Linked DNA regions of Homo sapiens: all the other regions are linked to region 1. A link is a contact called in ENCODE Hi-C or POLR2A ChIA-PET data. All regions are on one chromosome and are shown on one strand. The core of a region is the stretch at or near the end of the contact, and the rest is flanking DNA. Distances in the headings are between cores, read along the strand shown.

What was found. Hi-C counts contacts between places; a loop is a spot of excess contacts on that map. ChIA-PET counts read pairs that join two places held with the same protein, here RNA polymerase II (POLR2A). Pooled maps may share reads with other maps.
Region 2: a map of CD8-positive, alpha-beta T cell shows a loop between it and region 1 (4-fold over the local background). The contact joins the promoter of LEMD2 here to the promoter of SCUBE3-AS1 in region 1. A Hi-C loop is called at or near these places in 2 of 168 maps with a recorded cell type or tissue (CD8-positive, alpha-beta T cell and naive thymus-derived CD4-positive, alpha-beta T cell) and 9 of 50 pooled maps.
Region 3: a loop to region 1 is called in a pooled map, with 5 times the contacts of the local background. The contact joins the promoter of ZBTB9 here to the promoter of SCUBE3-AS1 in region 1. A Hi-C loop is called at or near these places in 2 of 50 pooled maps. POLR2A ChIA-PET finds 5 or more read pairs at or near these places in 2 of 52 experiments (B cell and Panc1).
Region 4: a pooled map shows a loop between it and region 1 (10-fold over the local background). The contact joins the promoter of SRSF3 here to the promoter of SCUBE3-AS1 in region 1. A Hi-C loop is called at or near these places in 5 of 50 pooled maps. POLR2A ChIA-PET finds 5 or more read pairs at or near these places in 2 of 52 experiments (T-cell and activated T-cell).

What each region holds. Positions count from the first base shown.
Region 1 is chr6:35,254,677-35,260,991 of GRCh38, reverse strand. SCUBE3-AS1 (SCUBE3 antisense RNA 1) reads left to right here and starts at 1,537. Exons shown (of 4, transcript XR_001744102.2): 1 at 1,537-1,702. ZNF76 (zinc finger protein 76) reads right to left here and starts at 1,257. Exons shown (of 14, transcript NM_003427.5): 1 at 1,151-1,257. RefSeq lists silencers at 825-1,144, 1,155-1,274.
Region 2 is chr6:33,787,559-33,793,918 of GRCh38, reverse strand. It overlaps LEMD2 (LEM domain nuclear envelope protein 2), which reads left to right and starts at 4,789. Exons shown (of 9, transcript NM_181336.4): 1 at 4,789-5,538. The coding sequence starts at 4,803. LOC105375024 (a long non-coding RNA gene) reads right to left here and starts at 4,541. Exons shown (of 3, transcript XR_926707.3): 1 at 764-4,541. RefSeq lists enhancers at 2,760-3,363, 4,574-4,663, 5,276-5,825 and silencers at 4,754-5,133, 5,174-5,623.
Region 3 is chr6:33,451,646-33,458,076 of GRCh38, reverse strand. It overlaps ZBTB9 (zinc finger and BTB domain containing 9), which reads right to left and starts at 3,501. Exons shown (of 2, transcript NM_152735.4): 1 at 3,302-3,501; 2 at 533-3,047. The coding sequence starts at 2,976. The coding sequence ends at 1,555. It overlaps SYNGAP1 (synaptic Ras GTPase activating protein 1), which reads right to left. Exons shown (of 19, transcript NM_006772.3): 19 at 4,388-6,317. The coding sequence ends at 6,171. It overlaps SYNGAP1-AS1 (SYNGAP1 antisense RNA 1), which reads left to right and starts at 3,672. Exons shown (of 3, transcript NR_174954.1): 1 at 3,672-3,807.
Region 4 is chr6:36,589,238-36,596,195 of GRCh38, reverse strand. It overlaps SRSF3 (serine and arginine rich splicing factor 3), which reads right to left and starts at 1,834. Exons shown (of 6, transcript NM_003017.5): 1 at 1,715-1,834. RefSeq lists enhancers at 1,547-1,776, 1,377-2,058, 2,167-2,326.

The DNA.
Region 1 (6,315 bases), core at 288-2,787:
TTTGCAAACATGTTAACTGATGGGGCCTGATCAAGGGAAATGGGTATGCACTATGAAGAGTGAAGAGGGTGATCCGGGAATGAGGGAGTAAGGTTCATGATGCAAGCAGATCCTGGGATGAGGTTACAAGAGGAAATTTCCAGGGTGGGGTACAAAAATGATTGCAAAAAATTATTATCTTGACTGAGAACTGCATAATTTCACAATTTCACAGACGGAAGGAAACTCAAAGATCATCTAACCCAACCTCATCACAGTCATGATGAGAAACTGAGGTCCAGACTGAGGAGGGGACTTCTCACAGGTCCCTAAAGCACAGCAGTGACAGAGCTGGGACCACACACTGGATTGACTGGATTCTGGATTGATCCAGAATTCTCTGATGCCTCCAATTATTACTACTTCATATTAATCTCTATATCCTCCTTAGCACCAGAAAGGTGCTGGACGCTTGTAAGTCATGTGCTGATTGACACTGAAGGGCTGGGATCGCAGAGAGAGATGCCAGTGGGGGTGATTTTAGGATAAAGGCAGACGTGGAACGAGGGTCATACGGCTACAGGATAAAGATACTGAGGGTTGTGTACAAGGTGAGTGCGTGGAAAACTATTGGAGTAGGGCTTAGGAGTCGCCAGCAGAGTTTTGAGGGGAGTCACCGAGTTTGTGGGGAACACAAGGTAGAATCGGGGGGGTTACTGGGCCAGGAGGGTTACCCAGGTTTGGGGGTCACTAAGGAGGAGTGTGGGGATCTCAGGGTCATGTGAGTCACCGGATTAAAACTGAGGGAGTCACTGGTTGGTGGGTCTCTGAGAAGTGCTGGGGAAATTCCTGGGTTAGCAGCCAATGAATAATAACCAACGGTTACCTGGTGAGGTCTTGGGGTCAGTGGGTGGGGTGTGGGGTCACAAGGGTGGAGGCGGGCGCCGTCACGGGGTGAGGTTTGGGAGTCACGGGGGAGGAGCCGCAAGGCGGAAAAGAGGGGCAGGGACCCTGGGTGGGGGAGGGGGCCCGGCCGCGGTCCAGCGGCCAGGCCGCCCTGCTAGGGCCGGAGGGAGGTGGGCACGCCGGGCTCGGGACCTTCCCGGGGTCCTGCGCCCGCCCGGCCTCCCGCCCTGGGCATGGTTGGCCCACTCCTCCCGCAGCCACCAACCTGACAGCCCCCGAGGGCGACTCCGCCGACAGACCGCCATGCACCGGGCCCCGCCACCAGCGCCGGCCCCACAACCCGCCTGCGCCATAGCCCGCCCGCCCGCGCGCAGCTTGCCTCGCGCGATATCCAGGTTCCAGGGCCGCCGCACTTTCCTTTCCTCTTGGCGCGCCTCTACCGGGCCCCGGAACCCGTATAGAAAATACCGGGCACGGTCCACCCCGCCCCCCGCTTCGCCGCGGCAGCCATCCAACTTATCCTGGTTCCGGGGCTCCTGGAGCCCAGGCGGCCGGGATCTGAACCGAGCTCTTCGGAGCCCCGCCCCCACCAAGGCCGGGGTGACGCATGGCCAGCGAGGCTGAGCGCCCAGGGAAGGCGTGCTGACGTCACGACGCCCGGGTCAGGGCCTGGGCGCGGCTCGGAGCCGGGTCGTCGCTATAGCAATCGGGAACCGCTACCTGTCCATTCCAAGGATTCGGTCCAGCAGAAGCGTGAGGAGGTGGCGGAGGCCCCGAGGGCTTTGCGTCATCACTTCTGCGGCCTGCGGGCGAGAAGGTGCGCTTCGGGAGTAGCGCGGGAGGACAGGAGGCGCAGGTTGTGAGGGACGCAGGCCCTGGGGCTTCGGTCTCTGTCCTCCGAGCTCAGAGCCTCCAGGCTTCTTCCCGGCCGCGCGCTCAGCACTCACTGTCTTACGGTCCCGAAGCGCTTTAAGGTGCGCAGTCCGCAGGCCTTGCCTACTGATCTTCCAGCCACCCCTTGAAGGAAGCAGTTGCAGGTATTAAGAGCTCCTTATTGAAAAGGACGATGTAGAGGGGCGGTGAGGGACTCGCCTCCGCAGGGAGGGCGCCCTGGCGGTCTTCTCAGGTTCTCTCTCATTCCCGCGTCAGCTCCACCGTCAGGCTCGAAACCGACTACTCCCTTTTGTAGGCTTGCTTTGGGTTGAACATAAAAACCAAGCCCCTTTACTATTTCCCTGCTGGGAGGGGCTGCGATTGGGAAATTTTCAGAAACCTGAGGGAAAATTAAAAGGGAGCGAGCTTTCGGTAAAAAATCAAATTAAAAAGGAGGGGCGTTAGAGAAGGAACTGGTAAAGATTGCCTTTTAGGAGAGGAACTGGGTGGCTGGAAGAATGAGGTGAGAAACTTTCCCCTCTCTATCCTTTCAGACTTTAACTGGTTTCTTTTGTATCTTCCCCGCCCCGAAAACAATTTAACTTAATAAGAATAATTTTTAAAGGACGTAAACTAGACACAGTTACAAAGTACGGGGTTTGGGGCTTGTGGTAGCTAAAGGTGTCTTTGGGGATGCGGGCATCCTTTTCCTCTCCTGCCTGAAGAGCTTAACTAGAAAGCCCCCCTTTCGGTCTTAGACATCCCCTCTTCCTGACTTGTTCTGGCTGGGACCAGAGTTCAGTTTAGGTAGGCCAGTGAGTGACATTTGATGGTTAGAATTCCTACGGTTAGAATTAATCCCTTCTGTATCTCCTAGTATGGAAATAAACTGCCTGGCCACTATGCTGCCCTCTTTCCATTCCTTTTTGGTGGAAGTTTGACAAGTTATTTCCCATAGAAAATAACTTATAGGCCGGGCGCCGTGGCTTAAACGCCTGTAATCCCAGCACTTTGGGAGGCTGAGGCGGGCGGATCACGAGGTCAGGAGTTCGAGACCAGCCTGGTCAACATAGTGAAACCCCCCCTCTCTACTAAAAATACAAAAAAATTAGCTGGGCGTGGTGGCGGGCGCCTGTAATCCCAGCTACTCCGGAGGTTGAGGCAGGAGAATTGCTTGAACCCGGGAGGCGGAGGTTGCAGTGAGCCAAGATCGCACCATTGCAGTCCAGCGCGGGCAACAGTGTGACTCCGTCTCAAAAAAAGAAAAAAAAAAAGAAAAAGAAAAAGTACCTTATAGATACAGAGAGAAGATTAAGTAGCTCCTCTTATAATATGAATTGAGGGTTAGAAATACCGCAGGGAATAGAACTCAGGCTGTACCTGAGTTTGTCCCTCTCCAACCACCCTTTTTCCATAGCTCTCTCTGTATATATATATCTGTCTTTTCTCACATTCCTTACGGATCGTAATCTGATGGCCAGTCACCTCTGCAATTATACATTTAACAAGAGCTCTGGGAAACAGTGTCTGAATCTGAAGTAATGATCCTAATGGAAGGTAATTTCAGGTTCTCAGGAGAATTGGTGAGGATATTTTGGAGGGCAGTATTGAAGACCATTGCTAGCAGTTTCTCTCCTATCCCTTCCACTCAACATATAGGCTGGTGATCTTCAGACATTTTTTAGAATGAACCCATAAAAGAATTTTGAAGAGCTATGTACCTCTTGTTCATTTTTAAGTTGATACCTAAATTTTCCTTCATTAATTTAAATACTTATAGAGGATACAATTTCAAATTTTGACATCTTAAACTAAGACTTACATCATTCTTTTTTTCTGAGACGGAGTCTCGCTCTGTCAACCAGGCTGGAGTGCTGCAGTGGCGAAATCTCAGCTCACTGCAACTTCCCCTTCCAGGTTCAAGCAATTCTCCTGCCTCAGCCTCCCGAGTAGCTGGGACTACAGGTATGCGCCACCATGCCTGGCTAATTTTTAGTAGAAACGGGGTTTCATGGTGTTAGCCAGGATGGTCTCGATCTCCTGACCTCGTGATCCGCCCGCCTTGGCCTCCCAAAGTGCTGAGATTACAGGCATGAGCCACCACACTTGGTCTACATCATTCTTAATGTATCTGGCAGGGCAGGCACAGTGGCTCATGCTTGTAATCCCAGCACTTTGGGAGGCTGAGACAGGCGGATCCCGAGGCCAGGAGTTCGAGACCAGCCTGGCCAAGATGGTGAAACCCTGTCTCTACTAAAAATACAAAAATTAGCCGGGCATGGTGGTGCGTACCTGTAGTCCTAGCTACTCGGGAGGCTGAGGCAGGAGAATCACTTGAACTCGGGAGGCGGAGGTTGCAGTGAGCTGAGATCGTGCCACTGCACTCTAGCCTGGGCTACAGAGTGAGACTGTCTCACATTAAAAAAAAGTATCCGGTGGATTCCAAGTACCCTAAAAATCTAATGCCTACCATCATCCACTTAAAAATATATGAACAAGCTCTTCAACAGAAATTTTATATGGTTCTCTTTCTCCTTATACTTTGAATTCCATTCACTTCCTGTAATCATTAGTATATAACTTACTAAACTTTTTTTTTTTACTAAATATTACTAAATACTAAATTTTCCTAAATATTTTTAACATTTTTATGACTTGTGAAACCTAAAAAGTACAATTTTTATTGAAAATGCATCTGTTAATGAGAAATATGGTGTTTCTCCCCAATTAGTTCAGGTATTCATGGATTAATATTACCTAATGGTAGAAGGAGATAAGGTGCAACATCAATCCTTTACCTGTTTTTTATTTTTATAGACATGAGTATTGAGAAACCTTGTTTCCACAATTGGGAAAGGAAGAGATTTGTTACAATGATATTCTTTGAGTCTTTGAACTTCTAAATTATATGCCAACAATCACAGAGTGATCTATTAATACTATCAAATAGAGTCTTCTTTTAATTTTGTTAAAAGCAAAGGATTAGAAACCACTGAACTTCCAAAAGGATTTAGTTATTAGAGTCTCAGTTTTGGTTTTATTAAACATGATTATTAATTATCTGTGACCTTTACACTCAGAGACACTTTGTTAATCAGATATTGATTTCCATACTTCTTTGCCTACACAATATTTTTTGGTAAAATTCTTTAATTATTACATGTCTTCAAGAACTTTTTGTTAAACTGAAATGCAGATTCAGCTCATTCACTGTATAGAAAACAACTGCCATTTGTGGAATTGGCAAAGCCAGTTTTCATTTCAAACCAATCAGCCAAATCAGACCTACTTTCTGTTAGAAACATGTCTGACTTTATTCTTCCATTCAAATAAATATGTTAACATTCATTTTGAGGAATATTATAAAAATTATTAGGAAATAAATGATTAACTATAGCTTATAAAATGGACCACTGATAAACCAGTCAAGATTAAAATTATTTAGACCTACTATTAACATAATAAATGGTAAAAATAAGATAGTACTGTTTTTCATTATATAATTAGGAATAATGCTGTATAATGTATAGTTAAATCCATCAGTTTTGAGAAGTCATATAGAAGGCATATATTCCCTTGGTAAATGTGTGTGCCTGCTTTCATCAAACTCTTGTTGTTCAGCTTTTGGGAACAATTAAATGAGAATCATGTCTAAAAATCAGAAATAACTAATAATCTTGTTACACAAATTTTTTTCTTCTGTATTTTTTAGAAAGGAAAGCTGTATTTGCTAAGAAATAATGAATTGAGCAGCTAGCAATTTCACTTTTTACTAGGAGGTAGAAAATAATAAACATTTTATATAAGATAAAATAGGAAGACTGATTGCAATGGGAATATTTTGATATGAAGTGGAAAATAATTGCTCCCTCCAAGCTCCTCAGGTTTTTACACCCTGGACCATGCATCAAGATTCAGTGTAGGGGAGAGACATTCCTTTCTTTTGTAAAGTAGGACAAGGACTATGGTGAAAGTGGGGGCAGTGGTAGAGTGGAGAATGTGCATGAATATGTCAGCTGGCTCCCAAATGGATTGGTTTTTAGAATTTTTTTTTTTTTTTTTTTTTGAGACGGAGCCTCGCTCTGTCACCCAGGCTGGAGTGCAATGGCATGATCTCAGCTCACTGTAACCTCTGCCTCCCGGGTTCAAGCGATTCTCCTGCCTCAGCCTCCTGAGTAGCTGGGATTATAGGCGCGTGCCACCACGCCCGGCTAATTTTTGTATTTTTAGTAGAGATGGGGTTTCACCTTGTTGGTCATGCTGGTCTCAAACTCCTGACCTTGTGATCTGCCTGTCTTGGCCTCCCAAAGTGCGGGGATTACAAGCATGAGCCACTGTGCCTGGCCGTTTTTTTTGTTTTTGTTTTTGTTTTTTGAGATGAAGTTTTGCTCCTGTTGCCCAGGCTGGAGTGCAGTGGCACGACCTCGGCTCACTGCCACCTCCGCCTCCTGGGTTCAAGCGATTCTCATGCCTCAGCCTGCCAAGTAGCTGGGATTACAGGTGCCTGCCACCACGCCCGGCTGTTTGTTTTTTTTTTTTTCTGAGATGGAGTCTTGC
Region 2 (6,360 bases), core at 3,540-6,039, 1.5 Mb after region 1:
AGGTACTCTGAATTCTCCTGAGAAACACTCAAACCATCCATGGGCTCCCACCCCCGCCACGCTGAACATTCACACGCATTTCCAGCACATATACCGATGAGCCCCAGAGCAGGTGCAGGTTCCCGGGAAATGCTGCCAAGATGCCCGGTAATAGAGAGAGAGGGCTGCAGCAGAAGGGCATGCGGGGGGCAGCGGGGGAGACACAGAAATCTATAAAGCCTGCTGCTGGGAAGATCTGGATCCAAGGCTCCTCCTTGCCCTTCCGAGCTCCACCACGCCAGTTCACCCCATTTTCTGTAACACACTCCAAGAAGCAGAGAAACGAGATGCTCACGGTGGTCCCTTTCCCCGTGGAAAACGCATTTTGTGTCCTTCCCTCACCCTCTGCTGGAATCTGCCTCTGTAGGGAGACCGCCTTCCCCTATCACCAGAGGGGGTGCCCATTTCTGGGTTGGGGGGGAGCCCAGCACTGGCTGGGGAATTTTCCCTGAGATTCTGGGTGTTGAAGAGCCTCTCACTGAAATAGACACCCACCATGGAGGGACATGGGGCCCACAGGAGACTCTGCCCAGGAGGTCTGCACTGTTTAGGTGGGAATGGGTTCAGCAACTACAGCACTGGGGAAGGGAGAGGGTGCTGTCCATTCTGCAGAAAAGCCCCGTTCAAAGCTCAGCATTGCCGCCCGGCAGCCCCAACCCTCACCCCGCGGCCTCTGATGTGCTTCTCAGTAATGAGCCGCAACAGGGACCCAGCTACCACCTACATCTGTATGCACAGTGCCCTGGCTGCTTGTTTAGATGTGTCGGCTCCTTTCTTCTCTCGTTTTCCTCCTCCTGCCACTGTTCGATTTCTCACAATTGGCTCAAATAATTCTTTTTTCACCAACAAGCTCCTCCAGTTTCCAGGACAGCCGACTTGATTGCTTATGGGATATCCACAGCTTTGGAAGAAATTAAAATTGGGAGGAGGTTGGGGAGGATTCTGTGAGCTGAGTGAAGAGAAAATGACTATGTTTTCACAAAACAGAAGAAAAGGAGACATGCTCCTGGTTAAAGCAATAGAATGAGTAGGACCAGAGACCAACCAGGATCAGAGACAGGGAGGGTAGCCAGAGTAACCAGGAGAGCAAAGATGCCATTCCTCTTCACATCTCACCCAGGCTTATCCAGCAACATCTGCAAGAATCTCTCCAGATATCTGGCAATTACAGAGAGGTACGGATTACCCCATGTTCATCTGGAATGTACTTTACACTTAACAGGACTACAGGTCATTACAGTGCAACTTGAACCTAGCTTCACAAAATGGAGATGATGAGGTATTTTCTTGGTAACCACATCGGTGTGATTTTAGCATTACTGCGCTATGTGGATTTGCCATGAAATTGAATAGTTAAAAGCAAAGAGTAATTGCCTGATATCTGTATGCTGTAATTTAGTGTAATCTAATCATGGACAAAGCCCAAAAGAAAATATTCTCAAAGCATTACATTTTTCTTCATACACAATTTGTTATTGACATTCGGTAATATATTCCATGCCTTTGAAGGAACTCTTACTCATGGATATCAAAGTGTGAGAGCAGTCAAAAGAGTGAGAGATTTGTTTAATTTTCAACAGATTATGAAATACCATTCTGGCATTTCTCTGTGACTCCATTTTCCCCCTTAGCTGATGCACCCTCAGACCTAGAGAGAGGAAAAGAGTGTCCTCCTCTTCCATAAGGCACTGAGATGGAGCAGTGAGAAGCTGGGTGTTCCTGGGTCATTCCAGTCAAAATATGAGCCCCACATGGCCCCCACTTTTCAACCACAATCTCCCGGTGCCCTGCCCCCACTGTAATGCCACCTATAATGTAGTTTGAAGGAAGCCCTGAATAGCTGAGGCAATACGTGAGGCCCTCCATGAGGTGGATCAAGGACGATTCCGTGGTCCCTGAGTATCTTTGAGGACCTGATAAATGTGTGCAGGGCTTTTTGCAGGAGGACGAAGAGAATGGAACCCACTAAAAGATTTATGGCTGTGATTATTATAAGGCTCTGCCAAGACAGAGAGAGGTCAACGGGACGGAAGGGAGTATGGCAGCCCCCCGGGAATCCAGAGCGTGCTCAGAGCAGCCCTTCACCTCTGATAAATGTGTGGATGTGGTTACTAAGTAGATTTAGATATTGGAGCTTGTTTTTCCTCTTCTGCCTTTAATACATCAGGAAGACTGACCACAGCCTAAGCTGCTGCTCACCTTAAAAAAAAAACCCACAGCAAAGTGATGAGAAAGGAGGGCATGCAGAGCAGCCTCTGACTTTGCAATATTGCCCTTTTCTTTACAATAAGCCTTCCTGCCATGGACAGGCCCAGCAGGAGAGCCAGGCTGAAGGCACAGAAAGGCTGGCTGCCAGAAGCCCTGGCAGGTTTCGTGGGTAGCTCCCGAAGGGGCAGCAGTGGCAAAGAAGAGCTGAGGTCGAGCCCTTCCAAGTGGAGGGCAGCATGTGGATGGTTGTGTGGAGGAAAGCAAAAAGCAACACGCCAACTTCACTAAACCAAAGAGGGGCTATAAATCTGGGCAGGAACGTGACTGGAGCTGGGAATTCAGGATGAAATGGAAAGGCCCAAAAACTGGGAGGAACGCCTGACTAACTTGTGAGGTTCCTTCTCAGAGGGGGTGGGGAAGGGGAGCATTGATCAGCAAATTTGCAGTTAAGTGGTCACTGGGTGCCCCTTGGTGCACATCCAAAGGCCTGCCTGTAAGATCCTGCAAGACAAGGCCATCCACAGCCAGAAGCCACAATGGAGGTAAAAGGGCTGACCATGGGTGGCCAAAGGCCACAACTCCAAGCACAGTGGGTTCTACACCACAGGGAAGACAACAGGGTTCTGGGGGAGGGGCTGTGGGCCACTTGACCCTACGTGTGTGGAGCGGCAGCAGTGTCCCCAAACACAAGGAAGCTGACAAAGCCCACATTGCGTGCCACCACTGGGGGTGGCTCCAGTTCAGTCCATATTTTTAAATCGCCCTGAGATCCATTGTTATAAAATAGACCATAACTCTGTGAAATGCTGTAACGATAACTTTGTTTAAGCATTAGTTTCAAGCCCTCTTAGAATACATGGGGCCAGTACTGATGCCGAAAGGCTCATTCTTTATATATTGAACCGCACAGCTGCAAGGAGTTGCACAAATGTTACCAACTCATTTGTCATGCAAACAGTGCTTCAGAAAGAAATAAAATACTATTATGTGGTATATGTGTTAGGCAATCACTATATCAAATTCATGGCATTCTGTGCAAACACATGCAGGGAAAAGGAAAACAACACTTGGTGAGAGAAATCACACCACATGGGAGCAGCTAAGTCAGGGGAGATGGGGAGGCTAACAGTGGAAGCTGACCAAGCCGAGGCTGTCATTTTCCCAGCAATTGTGGCCAGTGTTGAATACCCCTGAGGTGGAGCAAGTGGCAGGAATGCAAAACCCAGACAGAGGAGCATAGCATTGCCCAGGGTGTCAGGGAGGGGAGGGAATAAAGTGGGGAATGGGCAAGGGGGCTGTTGGGACAGATACGGGGCAGTTCCAGGGAGGAGGGGCCTGGGGGAAGGGGAGAATGGAATGGCAGGGGTAGAAATGGATGGAACCCATTGGGCCGGCAATAAATGTTTGGGAATGGGAGTTGAGGGATGTGGAAGGAAGATTATAAACTGGTTCTATTTCCAGTTGCCACATTCCCTTGCTTCCCTTAGGGGTTTCCTGCTAAGAGCCTTCATGTAACCAAATCACCTGCCCTGTGGGAGGCTCTACACAGCACTGACACTGCAAAGATGTGGGTTAAGTATAAACACGCATGAACGTGTGCCAGGCACTGTCCCAAGCACCTTAGCCAAACTACCTCTTCTAATCCTCACAGCAACTCTATTGAGGTTTACTGGCAAATAGGCTAACAATGTTAATTGAATATGATCACACATCTAATAGTTGTGAGTAGGGATTTGAAATCGAACTGTCTGGCTCCAAAGCCCACAACCTAAACCACCAGTGAGGCTGCAAGACCGTGTATCTCTGGAGTCTTCTCTCTCCCATGTCTCCTTGTAAAAATCCCATTACGCAGACACAGGCCCTCCGCAGAGAAGCCTCAACTGCCCATTCGAACCCAAGGGCATTTTGCTCCTCTGCCTCCACCATGGATGCTGCGTCTCCTCCAGGCTGGCGCTCCTTGGGGGCCAGTGTCTGTCCTAAGGCAGGGATCGCACCTACTTGGTGCTCAGTGTCGCCCAGTTAACAAGCCCGAAGTCGGGACAGGGTCTTGGAGCATGCCTGGAGTGTACTCTAAGACCCAAATAAAACCGGATCACACATCAGTCCCCAAGCCCAGAGAGGCAAATCATCCTGTCTCTCCATTCGTGGCAGTGGCTTCGTTCACCATTAAGCAATTCATCTATTAAATCAACGCTGACTTTACTGAACGCTTACCACCTGCCAGAGGCAGAGCTAGGGTTGGAGGACTCAGAGATTAATACCGCTTGATCTAACAAACAAAGGGAAGTGGGAGAGCGGAGAGAGAGAGAAAAACAAAACAAAACAAAACAAAACAAAAAATTTAATCCCCCTTGGACCTTCCCACCATGGCGGCTCTAAGAGCCACGTCAGACCGCCTCATCATGGCCGACCAAAGGCCAAGTGCAGACCTTCCCAACATGGCGACCGACCTTCCCATCATGGCGCGTGGCCCCGCCCGCTCCGCCGCGCCTGCGGGAGGGAGCAGTTCCGGGTGCGGTGCGCGCCAGGGGCGGGCGGGGGGCGGCGTCCTGGCCATGGCCGGCCTGTCGGACCTGGAACTGCGGCGGGAGCTGCAGGCCCTGGGCTTCCAGCCAGGACCCATCACCGACACCACCCGGGATGTCTACCGCAACAAGCTGCGCCGCCTGCGGGGCGAGGCCCGGCTGCGCGACGAGGAGCGGCTGCGGGAGGAGGCCCGGCCGCGGGGCGAGGAGCGGTTACGGGAAGAGGCCCGGTTACGCGAGGATGCGCCGCTGCGCGCCCGGCCCGCCGCGGCCTCTCCGCGGGCGGAGCCCTGGCTCTCCCAGCCGGCCTCGGGCTCGGCCTACGCGACCCCTGGGGCCTACGGTGATATCCGGCCCTCCGCGGCTTCCTGGGTAGGGAGCCGCGGCCTCGCCTATCCTGCCCGCCCGGCGCAACTCAGGCGCCGCGCCTCGGTCCGGGGCAGCTCCGAGGAGGACGAGGACGCCCGGACGCCCGACAGGGCCACGCAGGGCCCGGGTCTCGCGGCCCGCCGCTGGTGGGCAGCGTCTCCCGCCCCGGCGCGGCTGCCTTCCTCCCTCCTCGGTCCCGACCCGCGCCCGGGCCTGCGGGCGACTCGAGCGGGCCCTGCTGGCGCGGCGAGGGCCCGGCCTGAGGTGGGGCGCCGGCTGGAGCGCTGGCTCTCTCGGCTTCTGCTCTGGGCCAGCCTAGGGCTACTGCTCGTCTTCCTGGGCATCCTTTGGGTGAAGATGGGCAAGCCCTCAGCGCCGCAGGAGGCGGAGGACAACAGTACGTCCTGGGCCGGCGCAGGGGAGGGCCCTGGGCGCGCGTGTGTCCGCCGGAGGACCCCCCGTTCCTGTCGGCGCCAGGCCGCGCACTTCCGGCCTTGTCAGCTGCCTCTGACTGTCTTCTCATTTCCAGGCCTGCCTTCTTCCAGCTGTGGGAAGAGAGGGCCAAGGCTCCTGCATCTGCAATAATTTCTGCCTTCACTTTCTCCTGTTCTCCTTTTCTGCCCCAGCCCTCCCTTCTAACGTCTCCCTTTCAATCACAAGCTGTAGTCACTGCTCCTCCAACCTCTGGTTTTCTCCCTGGAGAGGAAGCCACACCCCCCTCTAACAGATTCACCCCATCCGTTTGGGTTCTTCCCTTTTGACCTCTGGCTTACACATTTAGTGCCTGTTTGAAGGCACTCCAGATTTCAGTGGCCCACAGATAGGATCTGGTTGGGGGTCCCACCTTTGTAGCACCAAAAAGTCCACTCTCCACTTCTTTGAATCACAGGGCCGCCGCTTTGTCAACAGGAGAATCTACCAGCCTTGCTTGCCAGACAGGTTAAACTGATCGCAACTGGAGGCCCTTATCATTGCTTGTAGCACCCTCATGGAGTGTGTTAAGAGAGAGACTACGACTCAAGGATGCTCACAGCCATCCTTCTGGCCACATTTAAGTTACATGGTTAGATATGCCAATGAGAGGTCTGCAGGATACAGTATGTATCCGGAATAGCTGAGGATTGTGTGTTTTCTGAAAGGAAACATAGAGATCATTTCATTATACATTTAGGTATAAAGGGCCACTGTAGTTCACCAACTTTTAATACTCTTTACAAAG
Region 3 (6,431 bases), core at 2,252-4,751, 1.8 Mb after region 1:
TTTAAAACGTAAGGCAGGCCAGGTGCAGTGGCTCATGCCTGTAATCCCAGCACTTTGGAAGGCTGAGGCAGGCGGATCATGAGGTCAGGAGATCCAGACCATCCTGGCTAACACGGTGAAACCCCGTCTCTACTAAAAATACAAAAAACTTAGCCAGGCATGGTGGCGGATGCCTGATAACCCCAGCTACTCAGGAGGCTGAGGCAGGAGAATCACTTGGACCCGGGAGGCAGAGGTTGCAGTGAGCATGCGATTGTGCCACTGCACTCCAGCCTGGGCAACAGAGTGACACTCTATCTCAAAAAAACAAAACAAAACAAAACAGTAAGGCAACCTACTGAAGGTTATTAAGTAGCAGGTCAGGGCCTAAGTCCAGAAGAGTGTTCTTGGCACCATCCAAGGAATGGGTGTGATACCATCCCATTCCTTCCCCATCAACATAACCTAGCCACCTAAGGAACACACCCAAGGCTCTGCAGCTCCATTCTCACATTCTCTCCCACACAAATTACTCAATCCAGTCCACTGTCAGTTTAGGTTTCAGGGCACAGTTTATTAAAAAATTTTAAGTAACTGCAAGTCCCACCCCCGATTCCAGTATCTGTCCCCTCCATATCTCAACAGAGGGGCTGTCTATCATATGTGGGTGGGATGGGAAAGGAAGAGGTATGGTCCTACTATGCAAGTTACTCTCCAGCCTTCAGCTTGTGCTGTCCCAAACCTGAGTCCCTCTGACCAAGGTAAGTTGTTCAGAGAGCAGTGGTGCCACCCTGACAGCACTTTAGGACAGTGCCATCTCCTGAGATCACTAGTCACATTCCAGTCATTGTGACCAATATATTAGTTATCAGTGGTGGTCAAAGGTAGACCAGAGGCACAGGCTGTTGAGGGAAGACCCTCTATTAAAGAAGGTTCTAAGAATGAAACATGGAATGCTCAACTTGTTAAAGTGCTCAGCTACAACATTAAAAAAGTGTCGGGAAGGTGTCTATTGGTGAGAAAGCAAGGTACAATCTGAGGGGCTCCTGGAAAGATACAATTTTAAAAGTACACAAAAGGACTTCTGCTTAAATCATTCCAGCAATGAGAGAAAAAAGCTTAGAGCTTAGCCTCTGAATTACTTAAGCTGTAAATCAAATGTATCTCTAGGTGGAGACCAACTCCTTCAATTCCTCATGGAGACGGAATAAAACATTTACCACTGTCTTTTGCTCTAACTCTTCTCTCACTAAATAATTGAAAATCTGGTTTCCTTAATGGACATCACCACCACAAAAATGTCCACCATGGGCAAGTGATCAACTTAAGTATGAATGGCCTATAAACCACTTTCCTGCAGGGTTGGCTAGCCAAAACCTGGAGTGGGACGAGAAATTTGAGTTTCCACATCTGCCAGGCTGAGAGGCCCATATCTAAGAACAAGAGGTCCATAATGTATCTATTCTCTTGGCATGATTACAAGATCCATGACTGGTGTGCCATGGCAGTGAGGGAAAAGTATCCATCAGCAGCAGTGGTTATCTTGTTCTAGAAGCTAGTGTATAGCCTCAGCAGTCACTTGTAAGTCCAGTGGGCAGTGGCCCAGCCCTGGCCCTTGCATAGGTCCCGGTGGCGGAGAAAACAGGCATGGACTCGGAACCGACGGCCACAGTGGGGACAGGCATGCAGGGCTCCAGCATGGGTCTTCATGTGCTCTGTCAGATGGTGCTTCAGCTTGAAGCGCTTGTTGCAGATGCCACAGCCAAAAGGCCGAAGGCTGAAGGTCAGCATGATGTGCCGGTCACGCTTTGGCTTCACTGCAAACCGCTTCCCACACAGGCAACCAAAGCGTTTTCCATCTGCAGGGGGTGTCCCCCCTAGCTTCACAGGCCCATGCACGGCCTGGCCTGCTCCCCCAGGTCCTCCACCCCCTGACAGGATTTCATTCCCATGAAGATCCACTGGTTTCCAGGATGGACCCCCTCCCCCAGATGTTGGCCCTGGCCCTGAAGGCAACAAGAACCCTAGCTCCCCATTCCCTTCAGTGTCCCCTCCAGAAAACACTTTGGTTTCCTCCTTTGCTCCTCCAGGCTGAGTTCCGCTTCCTGATATCTCCTCCTTAGGCTCGAAGGGTTCCTGCTTAATGTAGAAGATTTTGGGGGGCAGTGCAGGAGGGGCAGGAAGCTCAAGTGGTGCACTCTCACCCTCTGGAAGCTTTCGGGGAGTAGCAGTCATGGGCAGTGGGTGGGGTCCATGAGGACGGGGAAAAACCCCTGATACTCTCTGGGGCTGAGGAGTCTGAGAGAGTGTGGCTGACCCCTGGTCCTCATCATCATCATCTTCCTCCTCCTCCTCTTCTTCTTCCACCTGAATTTGCAGCACTTCTCCCAGTTCACTTCCCTCCCCTCCCACAGGGCTCTCAGTGGAAGCAGGGCTTTCAGTAGAAGCAGAGGACTGTACTGGGGTCTGGAAAGGCGAAGAGCGAATGCACCAGCCTCCTGTAGAGGATGTAGTGGAAAGAAGGGCATGGTAGGAGTTTCCTCCACGGGCTGAAATTCCACCACCTGAAGTTTCTAATTCTCTAAGAATTTCTGAGCACTGATCTACTACCTGCCACATTTGAAGGCCACTGGCCACAAGGAGATGAGCAGGAAGAGCATCCAGTGGCAGGCGGAGACGCCCTGAATAAATGAGCTGGAGCAGCCCCTCGAAGGCATCGGCTTCAATGACACTCGGTAGAGTGAGACGAGGCGCATCCCCCAGAAGCAGCTTGTCATGGAAGTAAGGAGAGGCAGCAGCTAACACTGCTTTATGAGCCCTAAGTTCCCGGCCCTGCACCAGGAGGGACACATCACAGAACTTTCCCTCTAGCCTGTGGCGGTTCAGAGATTCCAGCAGAGACGAGCTATGCTGTGGGAACTCGATCTGGATTGTCCGTGGGGCTGGGTTGCAGGTCGGGGAGGCGGGTACAGGCGGCAAAGGTGTTGGGGTTTCCATGGCCTCCTCGAAGGTGACAAGAATTGGGAAGAGGAGAAGGGCTTGGGGGTAGACTCCACGCGGGATGAAGGCTGCAGAGGAAAAAGATGGAGGTCACAGAAGCCCTGGATAAAGGGAGCCACATCTTCTCAAACAACCCCCTCCCCACGAGCAATAACTGGAAACTTTTAAGTCAGTGGCGGTTTCTGCAAATCAGTCCCGCACACCAAGAAAGCAAAAACAAACAACAACAACAACCACCACCACTAAACACCAACAGGGGTTTTAACTTCCAGCCCCTGTGGAAGATAAGAAGGAGGTCCTTCAGCCACCAGCCTGCCTTCACCTGCCCAGAACAGCTCCTGCCCCGCCGCTCCGTTCCGCCTCACAGTGCCCACAGAGGTCTGCTCCCGGGAAGCCGCGGTCACCCGGACACCGCGAGTCCCGGCCCGATTGTCCTTCCCGCCGACACGCCCCCGCCGTTACACACGCGGCGCTGCCCTCGCAGTTACAGTGCCGCTACAGCTCCGTCCCAGACCGGAAGCCGCCGCCTCCCCGCCGGACACCGTCGCCAAGTGCGGCGGGCGGAGCTAGAGCCGTAGCCAATCGAGGAACGGCAGCCTACAAGCCTCGTGTTGATTGGCTACTGCAGACGAGGAGGGCGGTGCTAGTAGGAGGGCACAGGCCCAGGGTGTCCTCGCAACGGGCGTCCCGGGGAGCTGCTGAAGTCCTCCCCGCTGCAGAGGACCGAGAGGCAGGGCCCGGGAGAGAACAGCCCGGTCGGAGGGGGTGGGCCGTCAGCCGCCCCGGAAAGCTGCGTTTCCCGGTGATTAAGTGTAGCACCCGCCCCCGGTAGGTCCTGAGAGGGGCGAGATTAGTTGGGTACTTACCATGTGGGCCTGGCACTTGCCCACATCACTTTGTGTCTTCCCACCGGCCCTGCGAGGGTGGGGGTTGCCGTCCTCAGTTTCCAGGCGGGGGAAACGGGCTGGAAGCGTCACTCAGCTAATAGTAGTGGACCTGGGACTGGAACTCAGATTTGCTAAGGAACCAGGCAGGTTCTTTCCTGTTTTCTGCACGGGAGCATTTTAACCAGCAATTAAAGAAACCTTATTTCTAGGTAATTTTTAAAAGAGATAAATGTGGATATATACATGAACTCTTTTATCAGATAACGCCGCTGTTCCTGGCCTCGGACTAAGTGACACAGTGGTGAGGGGAGAGTTAGATTGGAGAAGTTTGGCCGGTGCAAAACTCCTGCTCTAAAATATAAAAAATCTCATTGGGAGGGGAGAGTGACATTCTATGAGGAGAGTGTGGCATCAGGTGGGGATATACGGTTTTCCTCTCAGGCTGTCAGCTTCCTTTCAGAAAGCAGATCTTACCACCGTACAGGTCTGGAGAGCCCTGCCTAAGAAAGTCGGCACAGCGATAAAAGAACAATCTCCGTTTATTAAACATGTTTTTTTCTGTTTCACCACACACTCCAGAAAAAAAGGAAATGGGGCTGGGAGTGGAGAAAAGGGGACAGTGAGGGGGGATAGATAAGGCTGGGAGTGGGGTGGGGAGGGAGAACGAGAAAACAAAATAAAACAGGTAGGAAGAGCAACTCCCTACCCTTGAGGTGGTGGGTGGGGAGGGAAGCAGAGGGGCGGGGGGGGAGGGGGCCAGGAAGCTCTGTACAGAAGGGTTGCCCCCAGCCCACACACACACACCCCGGATATGTACAGTACAAACCCCAGATAATTACAACAGCCAAAGAAGAGAGAAGGAAGGTTGGGGAGGGTCCAGGGGTAGGGCCTGAGGTGGGGAAAGGGCACAGGGATAAAATTTCACATATTTACAACTTTTATATAAGTATAAATTTGGCCCCGGCTGGGTGTATGTGTAGGGGGATGGGACTGAAGGGGAACTGTCCATACAAAAGAAAGAGGAGTAGAGTCTAGGAGAGTCTCAATACCAAACGCAAAAGGATGAAGGGGGCAAGGCTGGGTAGGGGACAGCAGTCAGGGAAGAGGGGGTGCCAAGGAGGGGCTTCTCCCCTCCCATGGCCTACCCACCCCAAACCCCATCCATCCTACCTCCCCTATCCCGCCAGAAAACTATGTACAGAGAAACACCGAAAAATCGTGGAGCTGGCGGGAGGGAGGGAGGTGGAAGGAGATTGGGAGGGGGAGGATGAGAGGGAAGCCCAGCCCTGTCCTACCTCCCCCAGGGGACAGAGTCATGGAAGGGGGCCCCCCAACACCCCTCCTCCAACACAGGTCCCCCCACCCTGGGGGAGAGAGACATGGCTTTTCCTAGAGTAAGTTCCCCCCTCCCCCTGGGAGTAGAGACCAAGAAGAGAGAAGGAAGGGGCAGAGGGGACTGTGTGTCAGAGTAGGACAGATCAACTAGCCTGTCCTCCCAACATACACACCCTCCTAAACCCTGACCCCTCACCCTAACCTCAATTCCACCCCACCCAACACACTGGGGGAGGGGGGGGCATAAGCCCCCTCACCCCGCTCTGGGACCAGCCGAGAGCAGATCAGGTGTGGGGAGAAGGGGAGACAACTCCCATTCCCCCCTTGCCGCCCCCTCCCTGCCCCGGTGGCCCCCTCCACCCCATCTGGGTTCTGGGTGGGGAGGGAGTAAATTTAAGAGTGGTAGAAGGAGAAGGAGTTTGTGCGTGCTGAGCCCCCCCAGACGCTCCTGAGAAATCAAGGGGTAATAGGGCCCCCTCACCCGGGGTCCCCTCCCCATAACAAGGGGGGCAGGGGAGGCCAAAATGGGGCGGTGGAGGGGAGTTAGATTGTCAGCTCTGGTTACTGCTAAAAAAATCACCCTGAAGTTGAAAGTTTGGAGGTGCCACACCCCCAGGGTGGGGGTGAGGGTCTGTCCCCCAGTGCTCAGGGGAACGATGAGGCAGAGGATGGGGATAGCACCCCGGAGTGAAGGGGTCTGTACGGGGTAGGCGGTGTCCTGGGGCAAGGGTCCCTGGGGGTCAAAGAGAGGGCAGCACCCCAATGGGAAGGAAAAGGGGGCGGCTGAGGGTCCCCACTCTCCCTCCTGGAAATGGTGCAGTGGTGGGGGTGGGCAATCAGTGTGCCTCCCAGGGAGGCATTCGGGGAGGCAATCCCGCTGTTCCTCGGTGATGTCCAATCCTGGTGGTTGGTGCTGTTACAGGGTGGGGTGCACAGGAAAGGAAGAGAAGGTCTCTGATGCTGGGTGGGCTAGTGGTCTGCGGTGTTTCGGAACTCGCCGTTCTCCGTAATCTGCAGCCGGGGTGGGGGTGGTGGGGCTGGGGGGGCCAGGCCATTCCACGGTGGGGCCAGCGTCACACGCGGGTTTGTTGGACCCAAGGGGGGAAGCTGCCTCTCCTGCAAGACACCAAAAAGGAGAGCGCGGACTTATTGAGACGCTTCAAGGGGGCCTGGATGCCAGTCCCCTAGCAGTGGCCTCCCCTATAGCCAGCCCACACCACAAGCCATGGA
Region 4 (6,958 bases), core at 585-3,084, 1.3 Mb before region 1:
ATCCCAGAACTTTTGGGAAGCCGAGGCGGGCGAATCACGAGGTCAGGAGTTCGACCCAGCCTGGCCAATATGGTGAAACCCCGTCACAACTAAAAATACAAAAATTAGCCGGGCATGGTGGCGCACACCTGTAGTCCCAGCTACTCGGGAGGCTGAGGCAGAACAATCGCTTGAACCCGCGAGGCGGAGGTGGCAGTGAGCCGAGATCGCGCCACTGCACTCCAGCCTCGGCGACAGAGCGAGATTCCATCGCCAAAAAAAAACCACAAATAAATAAATAAATAAATGCCTATTTTGGTCATTTGGAACTATAGGAACAAGGCTAGTATCAAATGTCATTAGATAGACCAGAGTCTTACGCGGTAAAAATTTATCAAGCAACGAGACCAACTTTACAGTTTTTTAAAAAATGTAAACTCATAGTAGCACTTATTCACAGTAGCCCAAAGATGTTAACCCAAATGTCCATCAACAGAAACGGATAAGCAAAATGTGGTATAGACATAAAATGAGTATTATTCAGAATGATGTACTGACAAATCCTCCAACGTTGGAAAATCTTGAAAACATTACGCTAAGTTAAAGAAGCCAGACATAAAAGTACACGATTCCATAAATACTAAATATCTAAAATAGCTAAGTTCAGAGAGACAGGAAGATTAGTGGTTGCTAGGGACTAGAGGAAGGGGGACAGGGAATCTGGGAGTAAGTGCTCAATGGGTAGTAGTCTCCTGCGGGGGGAGGTGACGGAAATGTTTTGGAACTACGTGTAAGTGATGATTACACAACACTGAATATACTAAATACCACTTAAAGATAATTTCACTTTAATAAAAAATTACAAAGAGATATTTGCTACTAAAAAATTTACTGCACTTTGGGGACTTATTTTTTTGTTCTTCCTTGGCGGACTTGTATTTGATAAAGCTTTATTACTGAGTCACTTCGACGATGAATCTGATAAACTTGTAGACCAGTTTCAATTACATAAAAACCATCTACTCAATAATTCAGCTGAAGTGCTTTCCATAAACACCACGTTCTTCTTACTCTGGGCTTGTCTAATTAAAATATCCAGTCCAGACACATCCTATTTGCCGTGACCACACCCTGTGCCCAGGAGTAAGTTCTAAGACCAAACCACTGGTGAAAATTTTTAAAAACACTGCTGGCACCTGTCTTAAGCCTCCATTTTAATGGGAAGCGATGAAAGAACGAATCTTAAGTTCAAGGAAGATCTTTCGGTCTTAGAAAAAGGTGATTAGATTCAGGCTGCAAAATCTGAAACTACATGAAAGTAAGGTGACTACGGGGGCCATTTAATATGAACTGAAAGGTCCGGTCTTGGTTAGTGACTTTACAAAAACATTCTGAGAAGCTTCCCAATTAAATGAGGGGCCAAAAAAAAAAAAGGCGCCATAAAAATAAAAAGGCCGTGACCTGGAATACAACTCGGCTATCGGCTCCCCTTTGTGGTTCCCAACTCCCAGGTAACCCCCATCCTGGCTCATGCCCCAATGAGGAATATAAAGACTTCCACTCCAAGACTAGGAAACCCTCCGATGGGCCGGGAGCCCCCGCCACCGCCCCGTGCTGAACGTCACAAAATGGCGGCGGCGCCTCTTTGTCTCAATCTGGCGCCGCCATTGGGCCTGGCTCCTTGGTACTGTTAAATTCCATTTCCACCTCATTCCCTCTTTCGCTGGTCTCTTACCGAGATCTAGGGTTAAAAAATGCGGCGGCTCAAATCCACACGCTCCGATGAGTCTTCCCGCTTTCCTCCGGCCCAACACCAACCAACTCTCTCACTCACCCGGCGTCCACGAAATGGCGGACCACCGCCTTCTCCTCGCCTTTATTTATACGCCATACTGGAATCACATGATTGGACGGGCTCCCCCAATGAGAAGCAGAAGAGGCCGTGACGTATGGCTACAAACGCAGCGAGAGCCGCGGTTGCTGGGAGCGCGCTCTGGCGGTTGCGCCGGGTGGGTGGAGACGTGCGTCGGCGCGCGCTCGTTGTAACAGGCCTGGTGCTCCCTCGAGCGTTCCTCCCGGTCTGTCGACCTCCAGGTTACCCACAGACTCCTCTTCCTCACCTCCAAATAGGCTAGGGCTTCATAAACAGCACCGTCGCCGTCACGCTCAAACACTAATAGGAGCCGTTGGCCCCTAACAAGATTAAGAGATGAATTAATTAAGTGCTTCACCCTTGTGAGCGGTTAGTCTGGAACTAAGAGCATCGCGTTTACAAACAGGTCACGGAGCTGTTTGTGACCCAGCTGGCACCAGACTGTGGCCGCCTAGATTCCACACTGAAGGAAAAGCCTGGTTTGGAAAGTTTGCCCAACTCTTGCTGGTTTCTCGTCTCTCAAGCAAACTTGCAGGACTTGGCGCCGACAGCAAAGGAGACCGGTCAGGTGACCTGGAAACTATCACCTTTAGCAAACACCCGGAAAGGGAAGTTTCTGAAGAAGATTGAATGTAAATTCTGGCCCCCAAGCAAATGCCAGGAGGGGTATCTCGAGCCTTTCTCCTAGCAGCCGTTGCACTGCCTGGCATGTATTTTGTCCGGGCCACTTCCCTTACGAAGACAGAGCCGCAAGAGTAATTAAGGGGAGAGAGACTGTGATTGGGTTAGAAAAATCACCAAGGGCCGGGCGCGGTGGCTCATGCCTGTAATCCCAGCACTTTGGGAGGCCGAGGCAGGCGGATCACTTGAGGTCAGGAGTTCAAGACCAGCCTGGCCAACATGGTGAAATCCCGTCTCTATTAAAAATACAAATGGCCGGGCATGGTGGCAGGCGCCTGTAATCCCAGCTACTTGGGAGGCTGAGAGCAGGAGAATCGCTTGAACCCAGGAGGCGGAGGTTGCCGTGAGCTGAGATCCTACCACTGCACAAAAAAAAAAAGAGAGAAAAAGAACCTGTCTTTTTATTTATTCCCTCTTAGCTGAAAGATATGCCAATTATTATGTTTTTTTTTTTCTTTTTTCTTTTTTTTTTTTTCTTGAGATGGAGTCTCGTTCTGTTGCCCAGGCTGGAGTGCAATGGCGCGACCTCGGCTCACTGCAAACTCCGCCTCCCGGGTTCAAGCGATTCGCCTACCTCAGCTTCCCGAGTAGCTGGGATTACAGGCACCTGCCACCACACCCGGCTAATTTTTGTATTTTTAATAGAGACGGGGTTTCACCATGCTGGTCAGGCTGGTCTCGAACTCGCCACCTCAGGCGATTCTCCCGCCTCGGCCTCCCAAAGTGCTGGTATTACAGGCGTGAGCCACAGCACCCGGCCAGCCAATTAATATGTTTTAACTTTCCCAGGTATTTTTCTTTTGAAGCCTTACCTCTTATTGTGGTTCTAAAAGGTTTATCTGTAGTGGAGGAAAAAAATACAGATTTATTACATCTCAGCCTAGTTTCCTCACCTGTAAAAGGGGAGAAGGGGATCCTAGCAAACCTTTTCTTATTTCTCTCTCGTCTAGATTTTTTTTTCTGGCTCACTTATATTTGCCTTGATTTGTTCCCCTCCTCTATGTAAGCTTTTCTCCTCTTTTTCATTTTCTTTCCTTCTATCAAATCAAAGGCTCTGGAGTCAGGCAGTCCTGGATTTGGCCCCAGCCCCCACTGCTAGTTACTGGCTGAAGCATCCTGAGAAGAACGTTTAACCTCTCTATTTCCTCTGTATAAAATAACCCCAGGCTTGCAGCGTTACAGATGTTAGGTTTTGTCACTTTGGCCAATTGTGGTCACACCTGCATCCCCAGGGCTTGGAAACGATACAGCAGTCAAGCAATACATATTTGTTTATTTTTAGTTAGTTATTTATTTTTGAGACTCTGGGTCTGGCTCTGTCACCCAGGCTGGAGTACAGTGGTTCGATCTCGCCTCACGGCAACGTCCACCTGCCGGGCTCGAGCAATTCTCCTACCTCAGCCTCCCCAACGACTAGGACCACAGGCGCGAGCACAGATGCCCAGCTAATTTTCGTATTTTTTGTAGAGACAGGATTTCACCATGTTGCCCAGGCTGGTCTAGAACTCCTGAGCTCAAAGCCATCCACCCTCCTCTGCCTCCCAAAGTGCTGGGATTACAGCCATGAGTCACGGCACCTGGCCTTTTTTTTTTTTTTTTTTTTTTGAGACAGGGTCTTGCTCTCTTACTCAGGCGGGAGGGCAGTGGAGCAAACTTCGCTCACCACAACCTGGACCTCGTGGGCTGGACCTCATGGGTTAAAATTAGCCACCATGCCTGGCTAATTTTTTGATTTTTTTGTAGAGGAGTCTCACTTTGCTGCCCAGATTGGTCTTGAACTCCTGGCCTCAAACGATTCTACCACCTTGGGAGAGTTGTTTGAGTTGTTCGAGACCAATCCAACTCCTGAGATTGGTCTTAAACTCCTGGCCTCAAACAAGTCTCTCAAAGTGCTGGGATTACAGGCGTGAACCACTGTGCTGGGCTGTTAAATTATTTAATTAAGAGAAATGATGTATGTAAATCATCTGGCACAATCACTGCTTTTAAAAATGCTGGCCGGCTGGGTGCAGTGGCTCACGCCTGTAATCGCAGCATTTTGGGAGGCCTAGGCTGGTGGACCACTTTAGACCAAGAGTTTGAGACCAGCCTAGGCAACATGGGGAGAACCTGTCTCTACTAAGAATACAAAAAGTTAGTCGTGGTGATGGGAACCTGTAGTCCAGCTACTCAGAAAGCTGAGGTGGGAGAATCGCCTGAACCTGAGAAGTTGAGGCTGCAATGAGCCAAGATCGTGCCACTGCACTCCAGTGCATTCCAGTGTAATCGAATGAGACCGTGTCTTATAAATAAATAAATAAATAAATGCTGGCCTTTTAAAATTTTTCTTTTCCCATCTCATTTTCCCATTCTTTCCCACCACTTTTCCTGTTTTTTGTTTGTGTGTTTGTTTGTTTTTGTGTGTGGTGCTAGTCAAGTCTAGTCAAGTGTGTTGTCTTTCAGTGGAACTCTCTTAATCCCTCTACCTCTAGTAACAAAAACATTCTGAACCTCCCCTGGCCATCCACAACTTTTCATCTTCTAGCGACTTCAGACAAATGAATTATCCACTTGCTTTAGAGGTGTTTTTTGTTGTTGTTGTTGTTGTTGTTGTCTCACTCTGTCACCCAGGCTGGAGTGCAGTGGCACAGTCTCCATCTCGGCTCACTGCAGCCTCCACCTCCCAGGTTCAAGCGATTCTCCTACCTCAACCTCCCGAGTAGCTGGGACTACAGGCATGCGCCACCACGCCAGGCTGATATTTGTATTTTTAGTAGAGATGGGGTTTCATCACGTTGGCCAGGCTGGTCTCGAACTCCTGGCTTCAAGTGATCTGCCCACCTTGGCCTCCCAAAGTACTGGGATTACAGATGGGAGCCACCACACCTAGTCCTGTGGAGTATTTTAATATTCCTTTAAACTTATACGACCACTACTCTTGTCTGGACCCTCGACTACCTGAAGCTTCAAGGAGACATATCAGGGTTTTTGGTACAGACACAGAATGGGAATCATATGTTGTAGGAATATCTCTTGATTTTCTTTGGGAAACCACCTTTCTCACAGTAGTACATATTATTGATTTGAATGTGGTTGGGTCCTACACCCCTCTTTTTCAGGGGTAGGGAGGTAACCATTCTGGATTAATTAAATCATCCAAGTTCTTAGTCCTTCCCTTGTGCCTCCCCCACCATTAGGAATGAGGATGAGTAATCCAGTCAGACCAGTCAGCTGCTGATCCAGCACTGTTCATAGGCCAACCAGAGAGAGGTGTGCTATTTCCCCTGATTAGCACAGTCCTGAGCCGGGGCAGCCAGCCTGTTTCCAGGAGGGAAGAAGCAGCCTGAGGTAGACCCAACACAGTGGGAAGGAGAACTGCAAGGTGGGAAATAAGGAGCCATGGAGAGTCTTGCTTAAGAAGGCTTTTTTTTTTTTCTTTTTTTTGAGATGGAGTCTTGCTCTGTTGCACAGGCTGGAGTGCATCGGCGAGGTCTCGGCTCACTGCAACCTCCACCTCCCAGGTTCAAGCAATTCTTGTGCCTCAGCCTCCCAAGTAGCTGGGATTACAGGTGTGCACCACCACACCCGGCTAATGTTTGTATTTTTAGTAGAGACGGGGTTTCACCATGTTGGCCAGGCTGGTCTTGAACTCCTGACTTCAGGTGATCCGCCCGCCTCAGCCTCGCAAAGTGCTGGGATTACAGGTGGGAGCCACAAAGCCCAGCCTGAATTCCCAGTTACTTGAACATACAGTCAGCCCTCTGTATCTTCAGGTTCCTGCAACCAACTGCAGATCAAAAATATTTTTTAAAAGAATAAAACATAATACAGCATAACAACCATTTACTTATATTGTGTTAGGTATAATTAATGTAGAGTTGATTTAAATTATAGGGGAGGATGTGCATAGATTATATGCAAATACTACATTTTATATAAGGGACTTGAGCATCCTTGGATTTTGGTATCCTCAGGGGTCCTGGAACCAGAACACCCACCACAAAGAGATCACCATACAAGTTCCTACACTTTCCTCAAAGTGGCTTAAGCCACTTTGAGTTAGATTTTTTCCTGTCATTAGACATCAGAAAGATTCTAAATACAAATATTCTTTTTTATTTTATTTTACAGAGGTGGGGGTCCTGCTATGTTGGCCAGGCTGGTCTCGAGCTCCTGGGCTCAAGTGATCCTCCTGCCTCTGCCTCCCAAAGTGGCCACCACACCAGGCCAAGATTCCAAGTACAAAAATTATTCTGACACAGACTTCTCACTATCTCAAGTTGAGAGCATGGTACTAAGTTACCTTTCAATTCTAAAATTCACCTGTTACCAATTCACTATTTTTGTTTGTTTGTTTGTTTGTTTTTGAGATGGAGTCTCACTCTGTCGCCCCGGCTGGGAGTTCAGTGTGTGATCTTGGCTCACTGCAACCTCTGGCTCCTGGGT